Regions from separate parts of the Homo sapiens genome. Here all the other regions are linked to region 3. The links are chromatin loops, found by intact Hi-C in ENCODE. Cell type or tissue: GM12878. All regions are shown on one strand.

What was found. Peaks named below come from ENCODE experiments on the same cell type or tissue, not always from the same donor. Only the 100,000 strongest peaks of a DNase experiment are listed, where the experiment ranks them.
Region 1: a loop joins it to region 3, with 7 times the contacts of the local background. A loop is called at or near these places in 21 of 110 quality-filtered maps.
Region 2: it touches region 3 in a loop (4-fold over the local background); 28 of 110 quality-filtered maps call a loop at or near these places.

The regions. Positions count from the first base shown.
Region 1 is chr4:74,224,387-74,232,386 of GRCh38, forward strand. It overlaps MTHFD2L (methylenetetrahydrofolate dehydrogenase (NADP+ dependent) 2 like), which reads left to right. Exons shown (of 8, transcript NM_001144978.3): 6 at 916-1,008. Among named protein-coding and RNA genes, the nearest start is that of MTHFD2L, 70 kb to the left of the region's middle. RefSeq lists a silencer at 4,412-4,481. In GM12878, a CTCF peak has its summit at 4,508 (motif pointing right); a DNase peak (open chromatin) is centred at 6,628.
Region 2 is chr4:74,185,891-74,193,890 of GRCh38, forward strand. All of the region lies in intron 3 of MTHFD2L (methylenetetrahydrofolate dehydrogenase (NADP+ dependent) 2 like), which reads left to right. Among named protein-coding and RNA genes, the nearest start is that of MTHFD2L, 32 kb to the left of the region's middle. RefSeq lists an enhancer at 5,262-5,556. In GM12878, a CTCF peak has its summit at 3,544 (motif pointing right); a DNase peak (open chromatin) is centred at 3,531.
Region 3 is chr4:74,672,675-74,680,674 of GRCh38, forward strand. No RefSeq gene overlaps it. Among named protein-coding and RNA genes, the nearest start is that of BTC, 120 kb to the right of the region's middle. In GM12878, a CTCF peak has its summit at 3,206 (motif pointing left); no DNase peak of the experiment used is centred here.

The DNA.
Region 1 (8,000 bases), 450 kb before region 3:
GGTAACTCTTAACATGTTTTTGGAGTCTGTAGAAATTAGGTCTTCCAGTTTTTCTAAAAATGGTGATCATGTAACTTTTGTTGTTTTGGTTAACTGTGTAACATTTGCACATCTTCCAGGAGAAGACAAGATGCAGTCTTAGCCGTATTCTTACCAGAAATCCTCTTGACTGCACTTTATCACCAACTTTCCCTCACTCTCCTTTCATGGCTCACACTTTAAATATTGGAATCTCTTGCCTCTCTTGTTCTTTCAACCCTCCCTTAAGGCTTTCATATAAAATCTTCCTGTGATGTACCATAACCTGTGACAAAAAAATTTTGCTATTTTCCAAATACCCACTTTCAAAGTTGGTTAGTTTTTTCCTGCTATTCTTTTAGCTTGGAATGCCTTTTTCTTCCTTACCTGATTAGAACACTTCTGCTCATGCATTAAGACCTAAAAAAATGTATTTCCTCCTTTAGGAATCCCTCCTAGACACCTTCTCAAGACAGAATTAATCTCTCAGTTATGCTCCCACAATATATTGTCCCATTTTTTGTTCACTTACCTTATTGCTTTTATTATTTGTTTGCTTGTCATTATGAAGACAATGAGTATCCTGTATACTAATGTATTAAGCAGTCAACACAGAATTTTCAAATTCTGTATTTCAGGGACTCTACTTATAGCTCTCCTGTGATGATCGGCACTTACCCTAATTTGGTCTCATTGATTTTCCTTTCATTTAATTGAAGGGTACAATATTTTGGTTCCTCTTGGTTTTCTTGTATAGCTTTTGTGCTCAAAGTGATTTAGTCATGTCAAAGTAGCCTTTCTATTCTTAGGAAATAAGTGAAACTCTTCTGGATTTAGAGCATTTATAAAATTTTTAAAAGTTCAGTAATCACTGATAGAAATTCTTCTGTATTCCAGGTGATGCAACTGTGACAATAGCTCACAGATACACCCCCAAAGAGCAACTGAAGATTCATACGCAGCTGGCAGATATTATCATAGTTGCTGCAGGTAAGTCCTTAGTGACTGTTATTTTTTGGAATGTCATCAGCAGAATAATTCCTGCCCTAAATGCTGACATGTTTGAAAGCTTTTTGAGAGAGTTAGCTTTATGTATGACTAACTTCTGTTGATTGGATTCTGTCTCTTGGCAATCATTATATCAGTCCATTGTGCCTATGTTAGCATTTGTTACTTCATTATGGAAAACCCAAACAGCTTTTGGGATGACAGATTAAGCACAAGAACAATGTGCACTTTGCTAATTGCTTTGACGAACATGGTTTAACAGCATTTACGGAAAAAGGTTGGTGCAGGTAAATAATACATTGTAGCTATGGAGAACAATAAAACTTGTATTTTCAAGTTGTATCAAGGAACATAGAATGTTCAGGTGAGGGGAAAAGATAGTCACTATGCTGCCCTAAACACAGCCAGGCTGAAGAATTATGTTCTGAAGTCTAGACTTTAGGGGAAAAGTTGATGGATGAGACCATGTCCAAAGGAGAGTATCTAGGATAAGAATCTTTCCAAAAAAGATGACATATGAAATTTGGTCTGATGAACTGAGGATGTTTGGTCTGGAAGAAAGTATGACCTAAAGAGATACAACAACTTTTTTTTTAACATAAAGAAAAAACCCAAGCCCAAACTTTTATAATAATAAAAGCTGCCTCAAAGTCACCAGTTCTTGAGATAGTAAGTTCCTTATCACTACAGTGATTAGCAAAATAGATAAAAACATAAGTGGCATTTCATAGAGCATTATTTGTCAACGTTTATTGGATTTTGCCCCATTTTGGTTGACAAAAAAAAAATCCCCTTTCAACATTATCAAAATATTTCAATAAATTAAACAACATAGCTAAAAATGCATGTAAACAGTTGTAATTATTTTGAGCATATGTTCTTTGGGGAAGGAATCACATTCTTTCTTTACTCCCTACCATTTAAAGGACCATTGCAGAGAATGTCTGTCTACTGAGTACTAGGTTGGGTTCATTGTGTTTTAATACTTCCTTCAATGATGAGACTCTTTAATTCTCTATTTTAATATACAAAAGAAAGCTTTATGGAATATATGTATATGTATACTTATTATATTTCATAAGATTAAATTTCTTTAAATTTGTTTGTGTTTTCCTACAGGGTAAGTTAACAAGAAAGATATTTTAGAACATAGAAAAGGCTGGAATATGGGGCTTGTGTATGGATAATTCACTTACAGATATTTGAGAGTTTATCATTTACTCTGATTTTAATTAAACGTGTACTTTTGAATAGCAAAGATAGTACTAAATTCATTCAATTGAATACTAAATTCATTCAATTGAATATTATTTATTCAATAAATATTGGACCCTTCCTATGCAGCAGTATCTGTTTTAAATTTTAGGAATACAGCAATGGATACAAATGATGAAATGCCAGCCCTCGTAGAACTTACATCTTAGTGGGAGAGAGAGCAAATAAACAGTAAAATATAATGCCAGATAATGATAAGTGCTATAATGAAACTGGATGAAGGAATAGTGTTTTGGGGATACTGTTTTAGATTGATTGATTGGTGAAGATCTTTCTTGGGAGGTGACCTTTTGAGTAGAGTTCTTGTCCTGGCCATTCTCCATTTGTCCACCAGCCCCAGTGTCTGCCCTTCCCTGCCCTGGTCTGGCCCTGAGAGGCTGACTAATGAAGATGGCCTCACCTGTGTTCCTCTGACACTGGCTCCCAGCAAGGTTTGGCACTAGTAGGATATCTGAAGGAGAAGAAGAGAAATGTCAAGTCATGGTGTTTCTTCTCTACTCTTTTCCACTTCTACTGTCTTTCTCTTCCTCCTGCATCGATAGCTTTTGCTCAGCATCCTTTCCCCGACAGCTAAGGCTCTCACTGGGCTGCAGTAACACCATTTCCTCACCCCTACAGACCTAGGAATGGTACAAGCTTCCTCCAGTTTCTAATCTCTAAGAGCTGCAACAGCTTTTGTTTTTATCTTAGCCTGAATATATCGCTGTAAAAATTATTTCATTACTATATGGGGTGGATTCTGTTTCCCATGGAGATACCGACAGAAGCAGATCTGTATGAAGTAAAGGCACAAATCAAGAACCATTCCTGGGGGAAGAGCATCCCGAGCAGAGGAAACAGCAGATACCAAAGTCCTTAGGCAGGAGCATGCTTGATGTATTCCAGAACACAGGTCTTTGACGGCTTATTATATTACTCTGATTTTAATAAAATATTAATAAATTATGAGGATACTAGTAAGAAATGTTGTTGGGAAGGTAGCCAGGGTTAACTCATGAAGGACGTTGTCGGCCATGGTTAGGATTTTGATATAAGCCAAGAATGGCTGACAGCAGATCAACATGGTCTGACTTAGGTTTTAAAGGACTGATCACACCTTTAAAAACATATCAGACCTCATGTCTGCAGTTGTGTCAAAAACTGACTTTAGAGGTGTAAAAGTAGAAACAGAGAGGAGAGGTATTGCAATTTCATTTAATGGGTCTAGATTTTGCTCTAATTTGTTTTGTATTTGAACACATAGTTTCAATCAAATTTAATAAAATATCTGATTCTTCTATAGGCCCTTTTCTGGAACCTAGAACATATACATGACTGCAGGAACAGTAGTTGGCTCCTCATAGAGTAAAAATAGAAATGTTCTTTTTCCCAGAAAAAAAATCAGTAAGCTGGTACAGATAACCATACCACATTGCCTGTTTTTCCAAAAAATTACATTTGGGTGATATCAAATGCAAATTTTTGAACTGCATTGACAGAAGTCAGGCATGTTTAGAGAGTTAGTAAACTTTTTCAGACCACAGATCAGCATTAAGTGAAATACTGCTTCAGCCACTGATACCTTCATGGCAGATAAGTATTATACTGACTTCTTTTTAGAGACACTTCTGTTCACACACAAGACACAGAATTTGTTGAATAAAGAGGAATTTGAATGCTCATCTTTGTCCGTTTCTAACCTTAGGAAGAATGAAGTTTACATTATCCTTAAAAGGTATTATTTGACTAATGTTAACAGCTTGTACAGAATATTTGACTATTGTCCTTAGATAACATTTATCAAATATTATATTGAATGAGTATTTTATTCTAGTGGAGGAAAATCTCTCATCATGCCTTCCTACTCGTGGTTTGTTTTATTATTATGACAAATGGCACATGGGTGATCACAATCCACTTGCAAGAAACACTGATATTCTCTTGTAACTAAGTCAAAGCTTATGCCATAATGCCAACACTGTTGTCCTCCTTGAGTTTATCCTCTCTAGCTTTCTTTGTAAAGGCCTAAATCAGCCTTGAGTACAGATATTTAAAAAGAAGACAGGAAAAGAAAAAGAAAAGGAAAATAAAGGAACAGAAGGACAAGGAAGACTCAAGCCTATATAAAATAAACAAGACAGGAGCCAGGAGGTACTCAAGCTTTAGGTGTGGTGGGTGTTGAGGCTGTCCCACAAGCATCCCGCTGAGGGTATTTTCTTACCACCAGAGGGCGCCAGTCAGGTGAGCAGCTACTTCAGATGTAGCCAAGTTGGCCATACACCATGCTAATACTAGTTAGAAGACATTTTAAACAAAGACAGTGGGAAGAAGTCCTGTTCCTTGCTTTTTTATTTCACCTTTAATGCCTCTTACTAAATACAAAAGTATGTTGAATGTAGAAGACAGATTTGTATGTAGTTCTGCAGTCTTCTTGAAGAAATAAATATTTAGCCAATGGGAAATTTAGGGGAAGAAAATTGAGAATTTATAAGAAACAACTAAAGATTGCTACATTTCCAGTTAATTAATAATCACCTGGAGAAGTTAGGGATAAAACATGTAGGCATTTATAAATTATAGAAAGAATGTGAGTGAATATAAAAAATAAATCCCATATAACCAGACAATAGGAATAAAGTATTGCCAGAATGACCATATCATGCATTGTGTGTGGGAACTAAACAAATACAAATAGCAGTGGGTATTTAAAGGAAATAGTGATCTAATGGCAGAGGTAGCCAGAACGGGGAGGGCTAGATCACTGTCATAATGAGAATGTCAGCATATATGGAAACAACCTCATCTAGGAGAACTCAGGGTAGAAGGAGGAGGATTGCGTGATATATATCAGAAAGAATGATAATGTCTGAGAGATGAGAGTGAAGAATGTGGTAATGAAATCTTGACACAAGCTTGAAGAAAGTAAAAGAGGAAATCCTGTGTGAAGATCCTGAGACATGAATATTAGCTTATTTAATATTAATGTCATCCCTCCAGTTTCTCATAGTACTACTCCTACTGGCTTATATATCACTCACCTTTTTAAAATTGCCCCCAAAATTGAGATTTAGACTCAGTTAGAAGCTTAGATCTGCAGAATCAGACCCTGTCACACTATGCAATTAGAAGTAAGTAGCTTCAAGTCCCTACTCAAAGCCAAATCTCTGAGTTCACAGAGAGAGTTAACAAGTTTCTAGAGTACTTTAATGTACCATGGTTATAGCACATAGTACCTGTTTATAGTTGTTATCTTCATTAGACTACAGCAGGTAAAGGCGTGGTATTTTTTTTTAAGCTTGCTAGGTAAGTGCTTAGAACAATATCTAACACATAGTGGTTGCCCAGTAAATGTGAGCTGTGTTGATTTTGAGATTATAACTACAATAAGAACTTTTTCAAATTGATACATATTTAGCCGATATAATCTAATTTTTTAAGATGGAATTATTCTAGTTGTTGGATTTACACACTGTAGCATTATTTTTGGGAACTACCAAATTATTCCAGTTTGTCATCATAAAGTAGTTGCTAAAGCAATAAAAAGTGAAATATTTATTCATGAAAGAGTAGTTCATGTCATTAAGTGTATGAATGGAGTGATTTAGGTGTAAATGTTAAGATTAAGAAATGATGGGAAAGGTGGCCGGGTGCAGTGGCTTACATCTGTAATCCTAGCACTTTGGGAGGCTCAGGTGGGTGGATCACCTGTGGTCAGGAGTTTGAGACCAGCCTGTCCAACATGGTGAAACCCTGTCTCTACTAAAAATACAAAAATTAGCCAGGTGTGGTGGTGGGTGCCTGTAATCCCAGCTACTCAAGAGGCTGAGGCAGGAGAATCACTTGAACCCGGGAGGCGGAGGTTGCAGTGAGCCGAGATCACACCACTGCACTCCAGCCTGGGCAACAGAGCAAGACTCTGTCTCAGAAAAAAAAAAAAAAGAAAAAAGAAAAAAAGAAATTATGGGAAAGGTGAAGAAAGAGTAAGGAGACTATTACATCTAAAGAACAGTAAGAGTACTGGATGGTTGAAAGGGGAGGAGCAGTTTAGGGAAAGGCTAAATCAGCTTTGCACAAGCTACTGATAAAGAAGGGAAAGCTAGCCAGTATCAATTCTAAGATCATGTTGGAGATCATTGGGCTTTCTCGTATCTGCTTTAAGGAAACTGTAGGCTATCCTAAGTCTGTAAAATTCTAGGAATCTTCATTATTCAGCAGGATAGGCAAGTTTTTTTAGACATTGTCCACATTACCCTCCACCCATCTGAGTAAACTCTGAAACTATATTCAGGAAATGAGCTGCTGAGTCAATGCCACTTGCATGTCAAGCTCTGGATGCAGTGTCACGGTGGTGAAAGCTGGCATTTTTGGCCACTAAGCCATCCCTTCCAGCATGACGAATGAACCTTCACAGTTGTAACTTTAGAGTGTCTATTGCAACACTTTTAATGACAGATACCATGATATAAAACAGGATAAATGGGCAATTTAGTAACTCAGAATATTCATACTTACTTGTCATAAAGTACAAAGTGACCAACGAATTTCCTTTCACCACTTCTCCAATCATATTATCAAGTCTTAGAAACACTCCCATCAAACATTATCCTAGGGCTCAATAGGGTTTTCCCCCGGGTGTATTTCCTCCTCCTTGAAACAGGGTTCGTAATTTTCAGGAAACCAGGACATGGAGAAGTTCCAAGGGGTGGGGCAAGGAAATAGCTCCACCATCCCCACAGCTCATGCAACCCGGGAGTACAACTTGCTCACTTACGGCCCTGAGTGCTTCCTGAGTGATGCCAGCACATTTCATGGCTTCACTCATACTATAGTCCTTTCCATATCTCATTTCTTATTTGTTATTGTCCAGCTTGTCCTCTTTTGCTAGCCTCTGCTACTCCACTTAAGGGTTCCTTCCCTCCTTCCTAAAAGTTGTCATTATTTTCATGGTACAGAGTAGTGAAAATGCACAGGCCTTTCTAAAGTAAGAATTCCAGGATTTAAATTCCAGCTCTGAGACTTGCTGATTGTGAGCTTGGTCTCATTTCTGAATCTCAATCTGTTCATTGATGTGATTTAAATGATAATAATAAAAGTAACCTTTCATAGCGATGTCTACTTTATATTTTTGATCTTAACTATGCTGATCTAAGTAGAATTTCCCATATCTAAAATGATGCCTTTTACTTATTGAAAGGCATTTTAGTGTGGTTTATGTGTAATACCAAATAAAGAATATTTAACACTTCTCAAAAAAAAACCTTTTGCATAGTGTAATCAAGCTAGCCAATCCATGTAAAGAGCATAGCACAGTGCCCAGTATATTGCAAATATTCAATAAGTGTTATGTGTTAATGTATTCTATGTTAGGCATTGCATGTGAATATTTAAACAATTTAGAAATGATAAATCAGTTGATTATTAAGCTACAACTTAGCATAACTAAAAGAATATACTTCTTGGTTGCTTTTGATACTAATACAGTATCAGAGTAGAGTAGTTCTTATAAGCATAAATAAATTAAGAAGTGACTTACACATGAGGGACCAACTTTATGGAAACTTTATTTTTATACTTAAGATGTATGCCTTCTCAGGATGACATCAGCACTTGTTCATAGATGTGTATTATGTTGTTCCCTGGATGAATTCCTTATTGCCTCTCCCTCCTTTGGAACAACCTGACTTTGAGAGGGGAGATAGGGAAGGCCGAGGCACTTAGAT
Region 2 (8,000 bases), 490 kb before region 3:
CATTACTCTGTTACTAAAAACCTTGCAAAGACATTACAAGAAAGGAGAATTATGAGTCGGTATCCTTCATGAAGATAGATTCAAAAGGTATTAACAAAACATTAACAAATCAAATCCAACAATTTAGAAAACAATTCATCATGACCAAATGTGTTTTCTTTCAGGAATCCAATACAATTTAACATTAGAACAGTAAACAATGTATTTTACCATATTAACAAGCTAAAAATGAAAATCATATAATCATTTCCATAGATACAGATAAAGTATTGGATAAATTTCATCATTAATTCCTGATGAGAAACTTTCAAGTAACTAATAATAGAAGAGAACTCTTTCAAGCTGATAAAGGGAATGTATGAAAAATCTATAGGCAACATCATAATTGATTATGAAACACTGAGTGTTTTCCTCTTACAATCAAGAAAGTCAAGGATGTCCACTATTACCATGTCTATTTAACATTTCACTGGAAATTCTAACTAGCACAATAAGACAAGAAAAGCAGATGACATGATTGTCCCATGGAAAATTCAAGGGAATCCATGAAAAAAAAAAAAAAAAAAAAACAGCTACTAGTACTAATAAGTGAGTTTAGCAAGATTGAAGGATACAAGCTTAATATAGAGGAATCGATTTTTATTCTGTATACTTTCAACCAGATATTGAAATTTTAAATATACATTTATAATAGCATCAAAAATATGAAATCCTTAGGCATAAATTTGACAAAAGATGGGGAAAACCTATATATATTAAAAACTACAGAACATTTCTGAGACAAACTAAAGGAGGCCTAAATAAATGGATTAATAAACCATGTTTATGGATCAGAAGACTAAATACTGTTAAAATACCAATTTTCCTCCAACTGATTTGTAGGTTCAAGGTGACCTTTGGTAAAAACTTGGGAGAAACTGAATAAAATTCATATGGAACTGCAAATGACCTAAAATGGTCCAAACAATTTTGAAAATGAGTAACATGGAGGATTAACATTGCCTGATGTCAAAATGAGTTATAAAGCTACAGTAAGCAAAGCAATGTAGTATTGGAATCAAGATAGAAAATCAGATCAATGAAACAAAATAGAAAGTCCAGAAAGAGATTCACACTTATATTGATAACTGATTTCTGACAAAAGTGGAAAGGCAAATAAGTACAGAAAAGAATGCGATTTTCAACACATAGTACTGGCTGGAACAATCAGATATTCAAATGCAAAAGAATATCTAGAAAAGAAATGCTAGAAATTAAAAACACTCTAACAGAAATGAAGAATGCTTTGATGGGCTCAACTGTAGACTGGAAATGGCCAGGAAAAGAATCAGTAAGCTTGAAGTTATGCCAGTAGAAATTTCTCAAAATAAAACACAAAGAGGAAAAAAACCCAAACCGCTCCAGAATAGAATGTCAAAGAACTGTGGGATATTTTCAAAAGGTACATGCATTTGGAATAGCAGGAGAAGAGAAAACAGGACAGAAAAAACTTTTGAAATAATCATTGCTGAAACTTTCTAAAAATAATGACAGAGAGAATAGCAAGAGCAAAAATGGTAAAAGTATTTGAACAGACACTTCAAAGAAGAAATACAAATGGTAAATAAGCATATGAATAGATGTTCAACATCATTAGTCATTAGGGAAATTCAAATGAAAAGTATTAACAAGATACTACTGCAAACCCATTAGAATGGCTGAAATTAAAATATCAACTGACTATACTATGTGTTGGTGATGATGTGGAGGGATAGTAACCATCATGTTCTCCTGTAGTGGAGATGCAAAATGGTACATTTTGGAAAACTGGAAAATAGTTTGGCAGTATCTTAAAACGTTAAATACACACACACACACACACACACACACACACACACACACTGGTCCAGCCATTCTGTGCCTGTGTATTTACACACACACACACACACACACACACACACACACATTGGTCCAGCCATTCCGTGCCTGTGTATTTCCCCAAAAGAAAATGAAACATATGTCCATACAAGTATTTGTATATGAATGTTCATAGAACCTTTATTTGTGATAACTAAAAACTAGAAACAACCCAAATGTTCATTAGCAGGTCAATGGATAAATAAACTGTGATATTCCATACAATAGAATACTACTCAGCAATATTAAGGAACAAAATATTGATGCATATTACAATATAGATTAATCTCAAAGTAATTATGCTGAGTGAAAGTATCTAGACAAGAGTATATACTCTGTGATTTCATTTAAATAAAATTATATGAAATGAAAACTAATGAATTGACAGCATATCCGTGGTGTATTAGTCTGCTTCATCTATCATAAGAAAATACCATGGAATGAGAGGCTTAAACAGCAGAAATGTATTTTCTCACAGTCTGGAGGCTGAAAGTGTGCAATCACGGTGCCAGCATGGTTGGGTTCTAGTGAGAAGTTTCTTCCTAGCTTGCAGACAGAGCCTTCTCATTGTGTCCTCACATGATGAAGAAAGCAAGTTTTCTGGTTTCTCTTCTTATAAGGACACTAAATCATATCACAAGGGCCCTACCCTCATGAACTCATCTAAATCTAATTGGCCTCAGAAGTCCTATCTCTAAATACAATCACATTAAGTGTTACAGCTTTAATATATGAATTTCGGGGGGACATAATTCAGTCCATAACAAATGTTTATAGATAGTTGGAGCTGAGGGGATAGGAAAGAGAGGAAAGGATTATGAAGAGAGTAGGAGGAAAGTTTTCAGAATGGTAAATATGTTCATTATCTTGACTAGGATTCTGGTTTTATAGGTATATATATATATGTGTATGCATATGTATATATATGGGTATATATATATGTGTATACATATGTATATATATATGGGTATATATATATGTGTATACATATGTATATATATATGGGTATATATATATGTGTATACATATGTATATATATGGGTATATATATATCAAAACCTATCAAATTGTACTCTCTAAATGTATGCCGTCTATTATATTCAAATATTCTTCAATAAAGCTGTTTATCAAAAATGCAAATCTACTAGAAATAGAAAAAATACAATAAAACTATATAGTAAAGGACTCAAAAGAATGACAGGCACAGGACTCAGGATGAAATTTACATCTGTTTGGAGCAGGACGGAGAATGGACTAATTGGGTAGACTATAAGGTTAAATATAGATTAAGGTTAAATATAGATCAAGGCGATAACTTTTGTTTGGGGTAGTAGATTTGCATATGCCTAATTTATTATGAAAAACTAATTTAAATTGCATTGTGTTTGGACCAATATTGAGGTTGTGTCACAAGCCCATGAATTATGATTAATCCAATTTCTGCACTTGAAGTTCATTCAAAGAAAAAATACCCAATATTTTGTTTCAAATTCTTTTTGACATTATTTGTTTAGTCACATAGAAGCAAAGCCATCCTCACACAATATTATTTATCCAACTTAAAAAGAAAAACTTTCTCAGAGGGAGGTTTATATCAAAGAGCTTATGAGCAAGGGGAAGAAAAGTGAAGACCACTCTCTTGCATGTAAAGTATGTTAACCACATGATGGCAGCATTGAGCAAGCAGTGTTTTTCTTCCTTTTTTTTTTTTTTTTTTTTTTTTTAAAGATTAATGGTTTACACTGGAAGGTGAGTAAATCACTGAGATATAATTTACATAGCAGTGGGATTGGTTGGTGTCTATAGCCACTTATGTCTCTCTCTCTCATTCATATTCATGTGGAAACCATGCCCAGAGATTTTTAGTGGCTCAAATCTATAGAATTACATCTTTTTGAACAGTTATTATCAAAAATTTGTTATATCATCTAACTTGAGATGATTTGCTTTTCACAATATCTTCAAAATCATGAATTTTTTGAACAAGTTACTTTTTTATTTTTTTCTTTACCATTATATCCTCATCTGTTTTTGAGTGTATTCAGCTTGAAATGATGACAAAGCATTTACCAAAATCAAAAGGCCCTATGGAAGATGGATATTTCTCTGTGGAAAGTATTTTAAAATATCTAGTTATATGATAGTTTTCTGACCCTCATCATTCATTTACCAGGTCAACGAATATTTACCTAGAATTTATGTAACTCTGTACTAGGTACCCGGGGAAAAGGTACCTTTTAGTCAGGGTACTGACCAAATAGTCAGAAAGCAATTTGAGAATAAATCATTGTCCTTGAAAAGTTTGCAAGCAAGATTCCCAAAAAAACATCTTTTCTTTCTCCTTGTGTGTTTAAAAGAAGCTTATTAGAATTGGCCTGTTCACTAATCTAAGTGTTTTCTTCTATAGAATACACTATTTCAAGGACAGTACTGTATATTTGACAGAAGTTACCAAGGGCTCAATAAACCAAGGTGTCCTTAACATTGCTTACAAGAACAAGGTAATTTTAGGATCTCCATATACTCTTCAGGTCACTTAAGATAATTATATAGGGTAAAGGTTAGCAACCTTTGCGTGATGTGTAGGTTCCAACTTCATTAATTTTTATTTTTTATTTTTTTACATCCTATGAAGTAAGCCTGCCTGAGGACATCCTGGGGCAGTTTTCGTGGCTGTAGGAGAGGCTCAGAAGGGTGGAGAACCAGACCCACCTTTTTCCGGCCTAGAGAACTCCTTCCAGTCTACCTCCAAGCTCCACTGTGTTCTCAGAATTTGGGGTGGAGTAGCTCAGCGAGGTTAGAGTGTGTTCCCATTCCTTTTCTGTCCCCTTGTCCCTTGATGTTGAAACAACTCTTAAATAATATTGGGAAAGTGGTAGGCATCTGATAAGTATTTGCTGTCTTGAAATCTTGATGTAGATCCCAGAGGGTGTAACTTAAATATTTATTGGCTTGAGAACAGTGAACACAGTTTCCAAAAGTATCTCTTATTTACTCTTAGAAAATAAATCATTGAGAGACTATAGGTAGTTTGAGTAGGCAGACATTTATTCCATTAAAATATAAATTCCAGAGGCAAGAATTTTGTCTGTTTGCCTCACTTATATATTCATTTTTGTTTTTTGTTTTTTTGAGACAGAGTCTCGCTGTATTGCCCAGGCTGGAGTGCAGTGGTGTGATCTTGGCTCACTGTAACCTCTGCCTCCTGGGTTCAAGTGATTCTCCTGACTCAGCTTCCTGAGTAGCTGGGAGTACAGGTGCCGGCCACCATGCCCATCTAATTTTAGTATTTTTACTAGAGATGGGGTTTCACCATGTTGGCCAGACTGGTCTCAAACTTCTAACCCCAGGTGATCCTTCAACCTCAGCCTCCTGAAGTGTTGGGATTACAGCTTCCTGAAGTGTTGACGTGAGCCACTGTGCCTGGTCCTCACTTATATATTCTAAACCCCTACTGGTAATATGGTAGACATTCAGTAAATATTTGTTGAGTAAATAAATGATTGAATTTTCAAGGGCATTGTATACACACTCAGGATGTGGACTTTGATCTATTAGCATAAAACTTTACCTGGTCGTTTTTTTTTTTCATGTCCAGAAAGGAAGAAGTAAATGAAAAACAAGAAACATGAATCTTTCACCTTAAATTTATGTTGGAGGATGTAATAGTACCAGATAGTCAATAAGGTAGATGCAACAATATGAAAAATTATGATTTTTAACATAAGCCACCTTTGGTTTTTCTTTATATTTTTATTTTTATTTATTTATTAATTTATTTTGAGATGGAGTCTTGCACTGTTGCCTGGGCTGGAGTGCATTGGCTTGATCTCAGCTCACTGCAACCTTCGCTTCCCGGGTTCAAGCAGTTCTCCTGCCTCAGCCTCCCGAGTAGCTGGGATTACAGGCACCTGCCACCACGCCCAGGTAATTTTTTGTATTTTTAGGGTTTTGTATTTTTAGGGTTTCACCATGTTGGCCAGGCTGGTCTCAAACTCCTGACCTCATGATTCACCTGCCTCAGCCTCCCAAAGTGCTAGGATTACAGGCATGAGCCACCGTGCCTGACCTCTTTGTATTTTTAAAAGGAGGATGTTAGAGGATATGGAAGGATCAGACATATTTTCCTTATGGCAGCCTGTTCTTCTTACTGTGTCCAGCTGCCCACTAATTTTGTCTCAGTTTCTTCATCTATAAATTAGGGTTAATAGTAGCCATTTATTCAATAAATATTTATTGAGTGCCTCTATGGTCCAGGCACTATTATTTGTACTGTGGATCAGTGAAAAAGAAAAAGACAGAAATTTCTGTCCTTTTGAGTAGCAGAGGAGGCGGTTAAAAAATATATATAATAAATAAACAAATATATTTACTAGATGTTGATATGCTATCGGAAAAAGGAAGAAGTAGATCATGGTAGGAGGGATAGGATGTTGGAGGACAGGTTGTATTTTTATCTGACCGCCTCCCAACATATTGTTATAAAAAATTCAAACATACAGGAAAACTAAAAGACTGGTACAATGAACACTCATATGCCTTCAAACTAGATTCTGTAGTTGTTAACATTATGCTATATTTGTTTTGTCACATACCTATCCATTTGTTCCTTCACCCGTCCATTTTATTTTTGAAGCATTTAAAGGTAAGAACACTTAATATACCCCTAAAACTTTAGTGTATACATCATTAAGGTTCATTATTTATGTTATGTGAAATTTACATGCATTGAAATGTACACATCTTATATGTATTATTCCATAAGTTTTGAAAAATGCAAACTCTCATGTAATCTAAACCCCTATCATATTATGGAACATTTTTGTCAACTGAGTTTCTTCATGCCCCTTCCCAGACAGTCGCTATCTCTTTCATCCTCACACTCAGGTAACCACTGTTCTGATTTTTTTCGTATACATATTCCATTTCAATATCTTACTTTGTAAAGTGGCTGTTTAAAATGTTTAAAATGTTATTTTAAAATGTTATTTATTAAAAATATTATTTATCTTTTAATGATTTAACTTTGAGTGCTTTTTTTTATATATCTGGTTACAAGTTCTTTAACTGATAGGTGTTTTGCAAATATTTTCTCCCAGTCTTTGGCTTACCTGTACATTTTCTTAATGGTGCCTTTTGATGAGCATAAGATTTTAATTTTTCTTAAGTTTAATTGGTGGTATTTTTATTTTATGCTTTATGTGTTTTGTGTTATTTTTAAGAAACCTTTTCTTACACCCAGCATACAATGATATTCTTCTAAATTTTCACCTAGAAACTATATAATTTTAACTTTTATGTTTAGATTTCTAATTGATTTCTAGTTAATTTTTCTGTGTAGTATGAAATAGTCATCATAGTAAGTTTTGCCACCCCACCCCCTACAATATAGCTGCCTAGCTGTTCAAGTACTATTTGTTGAAAACACTTTGCTTTCGCATTGAATTACTATGGCATTTTTGTGGCATTCACATTCTATAAGTGTGACTCTAAAGCTGGGCTCTCTTTTCTTGTTCCATTGATCTATTTGTCTGTTCTTATGCCTGTATCACACTGTCTAGATTACTGTAGCTTTGTAGCAAGTCTTGAAGTCAGGTATTATAAATCTTCTAACTCTGTTTTCAAGATTGCTTTGGATATTCTAAGTCCTTTAAATCTTCATATACATTTAAGAATCTAACAAAAAACGACATAGGATTATGATTGAGATGATTGCAATGACTCTATAAATCAGTTTGGGAATTGACATCTTACCATCATTGAGTCTTCCAATCTATGAACATGGTATGCCTTTTATTTATTTACGTCATTTGTCAGCAGTCTTTTGTAGTTCTTATTATAGATGTTATTCTCAAATTTTAAACAATTTACTCCTAAGCATTTTATGATTTGTCAGCTATTGTAAAGAGTATTTGTAAAATTTCATTTTTCTGATAGTTACTACTTGTATCAGGAATTCAATTGTTTTCTTATATTGACTTTGTAATCTTGCTTAATTCACTTTATTAGTTCTATTAATTGTTTTATAAATTTTTAAGCATGCTCTGCATAAACAACTATGCCATCTGTGATCAGAGAATTTTACTTATTCTATTCTGATCTCT
Region 3 (8,000 bases):
CCCTTCCCAGTCGCTCCTTAGTTCACTACATCTGTGTCTTGTACCCAACATTTTATCAGAACTACAATGATAAACTATAATAAGAATTATTGCCAAGGATTTCCAGATCAGTGGTCCAGTGGACTGGTTGTTATGCATTTATCTTTCTGGACTCCACCCTCCACATCCACCACCATTCCCTCTCTTCCTCCTAGCAGTACAACACTCAAAAAAGGTGCATCACACAATCTCCCTTCATTATTCTACTTGGAGCTCCTGGACAAAGTGACTCCACCTTGTATATTGAACACATTTCTGGTTTTGTATTTTTCAAATTATATTCTAATGAATATGCTTATACTTCTGTCTTCCTTTTCAGATTTTGAGCTTCTTGCAAGCAGAAAAAATATCAGAATCATCTGCCTCACAAGTGTCTGGCACAGTGCTTGTCACATAAAGATGGCCCACAAAACTTCAATGACAGAAGAGGGAAAGGAAAGAAGTCTGACAGATATCTAACTATATCCAAGAAAGACATGAAAATTCATTGATTTATAAATTTGCATATAAAATGTAAAGAAAGAAAAGTAATATCCTATATCAGAGATGGCTCTTTGTTTTAGACCTCATAGAATTTCAGGCTGCCTTAAAGATTATCCTTCCTTAAAGAGAAGAAAGAAAGGAACAGAAAGTTAACGTTATTCTTTTCGAATCTACACAATTAAAGGGTGAAAAAAATAAGCCTAAAATGTACATCCCCAAATCCAATGCACTTTCTATTATCCTATATATTTACTTTCTCAAAAATTAATTTCTCAATTATTTAATTACAAAAAAGAAAGGTTGAATGCTTATTTGTTAGGATTGTTGCAGGTGTTCAAGGAACAAAACAATTGTAGTACCTGTTCGCATGGTATAGACAGACAATAAACCAACATAAATAATAAAATGTCAAGTAACTACTAAGAAGAAAAATAAAGCAATATAAAAATATAGCTAATGACTGAGAAGGAGTGCAATTTTCAGAAGTGCTAGTAATAAAAGATTTATCTGAGGAGATGAGATTTGAATAGAAAACTAAATTATGTTTTGAGTTATTTAAGGAGCACACCGTGAAAGATGTAACAAGGGGAAGTAAGAATGAAGGCCCTGAGATGTGAATGATCTTGGTGTGATCACAGAGTCATGAAGAATAGAAATGAGAACATAATGCAAGTGATTCTGGAACGTGTCAGATCATGGAAAGTGTTGGAGACCACTGTAGAGATTTAGATACTACACGAATATTACAGGTGTTGGAGTAGGAATTAACTCTGTTAAGATCAACCTAGGTGTTAGCGGATTGGATTGTAAGGGGGCAAGAGAAGGAGTACAGAGACCTGCTAGGAGGCTATTGCAAGAGTCCATCTTAGAGATCAATTAATGGGTCAGGATGGAGAGCTGAGTGCTGGAAAGCAGCCAGATGTGTGATGCATTTTGAAGGTGGAGATGAGTGACTCTTCTTAGCCTACTTGAATGGAGGCTGTAGGAAAGGAGAGGATAAAGAAGAATTGTTAGGGATTTACCAGAGAAGCCAAATGAAGTGGGTGCCATATGCTGAGATGAGGAAGCCCAAAGGAATAACAGGTTAGGAATGGAAGGAAATCAGGAATTCCACTGGGACATGTACAGGTTGAGATGTTTTTTGGACTTTTAATGTATAGATCATCGTGCCTCTTATTTCTATTGCTGCTGAGAGCAGTTCAGTTCTGCGGGTGTTTTTAAAAATTCACTCCATGTTATTGGCCAATTGACCAGATAGATCAAAAACTCAGAAGAGACAAAGCTCATTTTCCAGAAACACTCTCAACCAGCCAGGTAAACAATACACATTCAAAGCCAAGTACCAAATCAATGTTTATGAATTAGCTAAACCTCAGATAATGTCAATGTAACGCCACAATAAAAAACACATCTTAATATTTGCCTCTGCTTTCCCTTAAACTGTATTCATAAGGATATTTCCCTACCCCTAAATGAAGATTCAGGCAAGTTCAAAACTTTTCTGGTTAATCTTAGATAGTACTTCAGACAAATTTTAGTCATACAAACAATCTCTATTTAGAAAATAAAATGTTCAGATGCATGCAATGATCACAATTCTGAACTTAGCTTGAAATTTCTTAGCTCAGATCTTCTGTGGTTACTTTTTTGCTCAGCACCAAGGACCAACCAGAGGAAAGAGGAGGAGCTGTAAGGAAATGTAGAGGTCCTCACATGACTGGAGGCTACAGACTCTCTAGGTCTGGCAGGAAGCTAAGCTCTCCCTTGCATAGGAGAGTTTGCATGTGTTCTTCAGAAAACTTCCTCCACTTCCGTTGACCAAGGCAAATGCTTCTCTAGGTGGGCTGGGCACTCTCAACTCCTTCTTCAGCTCTTGAGTATCCAGCAGCTAATCTCTTTCTCCCTCTGAATTTCCTGGTGGGTGGGAGGGAGTCAAACTCTGTCCAGAGTCTCTTAGCTTTGTAGGTATCGGTTGGGCACGCACCAGTCCTCTATGGAGGAACCCACCAAAGAGTTCTCTGAGTAGCCTCCTGGAATCAATTACTAGACCAGGGTTTACATGAGTGGGGCTAGAGAAAGAGGATGGGGACTCACAGTTGGTCCATATGTTCTAGAAGGAATTCGCTTTGCCAATATCCTAGCTACATCCCTCACCAACATCCCCTCTCATCTCTTACTCTTTGTTATAACCCTGTTCTAACCAAAGTGGCCAAAGACTTTTGGCTAGGTTCTCTTTGAGACCATTTTCTTTGTAAATCGATATATAAAGCAGAGGAAGTCAATTTCACATCCAAATGGATATTTGATACCTATTTGTATTGATGCTTTCAAGTCCCTTCATATGTGTAAGCTGCTGTAGGAGAAGCATCCCCACAGGAAGTAAGAGAGAGATCTCCTGTCTGACTCTTCAGGGACTGAGTCCCAATCAGAACCATTTTCTTCTTGCATACCTTCCATCTTGCTTCACCTTCCTTGATTTGCTCAGTAATTAACAATTTTCAAAAACTGATTTACAGTCATTAAAAAAACTAACCATAAATATATCCGCCAGACAAAGCATACAGTTTAAAAAGGTTGTTTATAAAACAGTATCATTTCCACGTATCTCCATATTCTTGTCTCAAGTTTCTCTGTACCTGGTCTCTTCTGCTCATGCAATAGCTGAAATCATTGCACCCTCTTGTGGTAACGTCTAAGTCCTGCAGAATTGTAGACCTTGACTGTCCAGCTTTGGACCATTTCCCATCCACATTTTACTTCCTAGAGGCTGTACGGGTCTCACTTATTCATCATGGGCTTAAACGTGAGTGATATGAGTATTCTAAATGACTTTTTTTAAATCTCTATACTTCAAGTAACTTTTACCAAAAGATATTTTGTCTGAAATTAATATGAATGTAACATTTCAATTCCAAAGCCATTACACACATTTGCAATTTATCTCTTGCTGATGACACTGTCCCTATCTCTTGCCTCTACTGTCCCTTAAGCTTTCTTCATGGGGATAGTCTTCCCCACCCCTAGATGAAGATTAGGGCAAATCCATAAGAAATAATGATGATGACACTATAAGACATTAAAAAGTAAGTTATCCTCCATTTTCATTAAGGGATTTGTCTTTTTAATTAAGCTTTTTATTTTGACATAATTATAAATTAACATGTAGTTCTAAGAAATAATACAGAGATCCTGTGTACCCTTTACCCAGTTGTTACTAACTGTAATATCTTGAAAAACTATAGTATAATATCAAAACCAAGTTATTGAGATTGGTGCGGTAAATAAACATAAATTTTTCATCCCCACAAGGGCCCCTCATTTTTTCCCTTTTATCTTTTTCACCTCCATCACTCTCCTATCCTCACCCATTGTTTAATCTTGGGCAGTAACTAGCCTTTTCTACATTTCTATAACTTTGTCATTTCAAGAATGTTATTATATAACTGAAACCATACAGTGTGTAACCCTTGGGGATTACCTTTTTTTCACTTAGCACGATTCTCTGGAAAATCATCCAGGTTGTTGTGCACATCAGTTTGTTCCTTTTTATTGCTGTGTAGTATTCCATGGTATGAATGTACCATTGTTTATTTAACCATTTGCCCAATAAAGAACATCTGGTTTGTTTCCAGTTTTGACCTATTAAAAATAAAGCTGCTAAAAGCATCTCTATGCAGGTTTTTTTGTGAATATAAGTTTTTGTTTTTCTAGGATAAATGCTCAGGAGCACAATTGCTGGGTTATATGGTACATGTTTACCTTTTTGAGAACTGTTTTCCAGGGTGGTTATACCGTTTTACATTCCCACCAGCAATGTGTGAGTGAGCAAATTCCTACATATCCATGCCATCATTTGGTGCTGTCACTATATTTTATTTTAGGCGTTCTGATGGTGGCTAGAAATATTTCATTGTGGGCTAAATTTACAATTTGTTGATGGGTAATGGTGTGGAACATCTTTTAAAAAGTATTTGATTCTATTTTAAAATTTTTGTGGGTACATAGTAAGCAAGTATATTTATGAGGTACATGAAATCTTTTGATACAGGCATACAGTGTGTTAATAGACGTATAAGGTGTATACCATGTCAAAAGTTTATTCTTTGTGTTATCAAAAATCCAATTATACTCTTTTAGCTATTTTAAAATGTACTATTAAATTATGTCTTACTATAATCACCCTGTTGTGCTAGCAAATAATAGGCCTTAGGTATTCTTTCTCACTATTGTTTTGTACCCATTAACCATCCCCATTTCTCCCCTATGCTTCCCCCTGCCCTCCAACCAATGTCTACCCTTTCCAACCTCGGGTAATCATCCTTCTACTTTCTATCTCTATGAGTTCAATTGTCATAAATTTTAGCACCCACAGAGAAGTGAGAACATGCAATGTTTATTTTTCTGTGCCTCGCTTATTTCACTTAACATAATGGCCTCCATTTCCATCGTGTTGTTGCAAATGACAGGATCTCATTCTTTTTTACAGCTGAATAGTATTACATTTTCTTTATCCACTCATGTGTTGCTGGACACCTAGGTTGTGGCCAAATCTTGGCTATTGTGAACAAAGCTGCAACAAACATGGGAGTGCAAATATTTCTTCAATATACTGATATACTGATTTCCTTTCTTTTGGGTATAAACCAAGGAATGAGATTTCTGGTTCATGTGGTAGCTCTATTTTTAATTTTTTGAGAAATATCCAAACTGTTCTCCATAGTGGTTGTACTAATTTACATTCCCACCCATAGTGCTCAAGGGCTCCCTTTTCTCCACATCCTCGCCAGCACTTGTTATTGCCTGGCATTTGGATAAAAGCCATTTTAACTTGGGTGAGATGATATCTCATTGTAGTTTTGATTTGCATTTCTCTGATGATCAATTATGTTAAGCACTCTTTTATATACAAGTTTGCCATTATTATATCTTCTTTAGAGAAATGTCTATTCAGATCATTTGGCCATTTTTTAATTGCATTATTAGATTCTTTTCTATAGAATTGTTTGAGCTCCTTACATATTCTGGTTATTAATCCCTTGTCAGATGGATAGTTTGCAAATATTTTATTTCATTCTGTGGGTTGTCTCTTCACTTTGTTGATTTTTTTCTTTGCTGTGCAGAACTTTTTAACTTGATGTGATTCCATTTGTCCATTTTTGTTTTGGATACCTGTGCCAGTGGGGCATTACTCAAAAAATCTTTGACAAATACAATGTCCTGGGGAGTTTCTCCAGTGTTTTCTTATAGTGGTTTCATAGTTTGAGATCCTATATTTAGCCTTTGATCCATTTTGATTTGATTTTTGTATATGGCAAAAGATAAGGGTCTAGTTTCACTCTTCTGCATATGGATATTCAGTTTTCCCAGTACCATTTATTGAAGAAACTGTCTTTTCCCCCATATATGTTCCTGGAATCTTTGTAAAAAATGAGTTCACTATAGATGTGGATTGTTTCTAGGTTCTCTATTCTGTTCCATCAGTCTATGTTTCTGTTTTTATGCCAGTACCATATGGTTTTGGATACTATAGCTTTGTAGTACATTTAAAGTCAAGTAATGAGATTTCTCCAGTTTTATCGTTTTTGCTTAGAATTGTTTTGGCTATTTTGGGTCTTCTGTGGTTCCATATAAATTTTAGAATAGTTTTTTCTATTTCTGTGAAGAATGTCATTGGTATTTTGTTAGGGATTGCATTAAATCTGTATATTGCTTTGGATAATAGGACATTTTAATGCTATTGATTCCTCTAATCCACTAACATTGAATATATATTCTTTTTTTTTTTCTGTGTCCCCTTCAATTTGGTGCATCAGCGTTTTATAGCTTTCACTGTAGAGGTCTATCATTTCTTTGGTTAATTCCTAGGTACTTTGTTTTATCTGTAGCTATGGTAAATGGGATTGCTTTCTTCATTTCTTTTTCAGTTCTAATAGATTTCCATGGAAATGGTCAGATGGTTTTTGTAATTTACTGTTGATATGATGTATCACATTGATTGATTTGCAAGTGATTTGCATTGATAATATGTTGAACCATCCTTGCATCCCAGGGATAAATCCCAGTTGGTCCTGATGAATTATCTTTTTAATGTGTTGTTGGATTCAGCTTGCCAATATTATGTTGAGGATTTTTACATCAATGTTCATCAGGGATATTGGAATGGAGTTTTCTTTCTTTGATGTTTCTTTGCCGAGTTTTGGTAACAGGGTAATATTGGCTCCATAGAATGAGTTTGGAAGAATTCCCTCCTCCTCTATTTTCCAGAACAGTTTTGGCAGGATTGGTATTAATTCTTCTTTAAATGTTGGGAAAAATTCAGCAGTGAAGGCATCAGGTCTTGGGTTTTTCTTTGCTGGGAGACGTTTTATTATAGCTTCAATCTCATTACTTGTTATTGGTCTGTTTAGGTTTTGGATTTCTTCATGGTTCAGTCTTGGAAGGTAATATGTGTCTGAGAATTTATTAATTTCCTCTAGGTTTTCCAACTTATTAGCATATAGTTTCTCATAGTAGCCACTAATGATCGTTTGAATTTCTGTGGTATTGGTTGTAATATCTCCTTTTTCATCTCTGATTTTATGTATTTGGGTCTTCTGTCTTTTTTTCTTAGTTAGTTTGGCTAAAGGTTTGTCAATTTTGTTTATCTTTTCAAAAAACAACCTTTTGGTAAGATTTGGTATTTTTCTTCATTTTTATTTCATGTATTTCTGCTCTGATCATTATTATTTATTTTATTCTACTAAGTTTGGGCTTATTTTGCTCTTGCTTTTCTAGTTCTTTAAGATGCATTGTTATGTTGTTTATTTGAAGTTTTTCTACTTTTTTAAAGTAGGCAGTTATTGCTATAGACTTTCCTGTTAGTACTGCTTTCACTGTATCCCACAGATTTTGTAATGCTTTGTTTCCATTAATGTTTGTTTCAATAAATTTTTCAATCTCCTTCTTAATTCCTTCGTTGATCCACTGGTCATTCAAGAGCCTATTGTTTAATTTCCATAAGTTTTTATAGTTTCCAAAGTTTCTGTTGTTATTAATTTCTACATTTATTTTATTCTTGTCAGAGAAGATACTTAATATGATTTTAATTTTTTGAATGTTTTAAGACTTGTTTCCCCATGTGTTGGGGAAAAGAAAGTGTATTCTGCAGCTTGTGAATGAAATGTTCTGTAAATATCTATTAGGTCCATTTGTCTAGAGTGCAGAGTAAGCCTGATATTTCTTTGTTGGTTTTCAGTCTGGATGATCTGTCCAATGCTGAAAGTGAGGTTTTGGAGTCTCCAGCTATTACTGTATTGGGGTTTATCTCTCTCTTTAGCTCTAATAATATTTGCTTTATATATCTGGGTGCTCCAGTGTTTGGTGCACATACATTTACAATTGTTATATTCTCTTTCTGAATTGATTCCTTTATCATTATATAATGACCTTCTTTGTCTCTATATAGTTTTTATTTTTTGTTTTGAAATCATTTTGTCCAA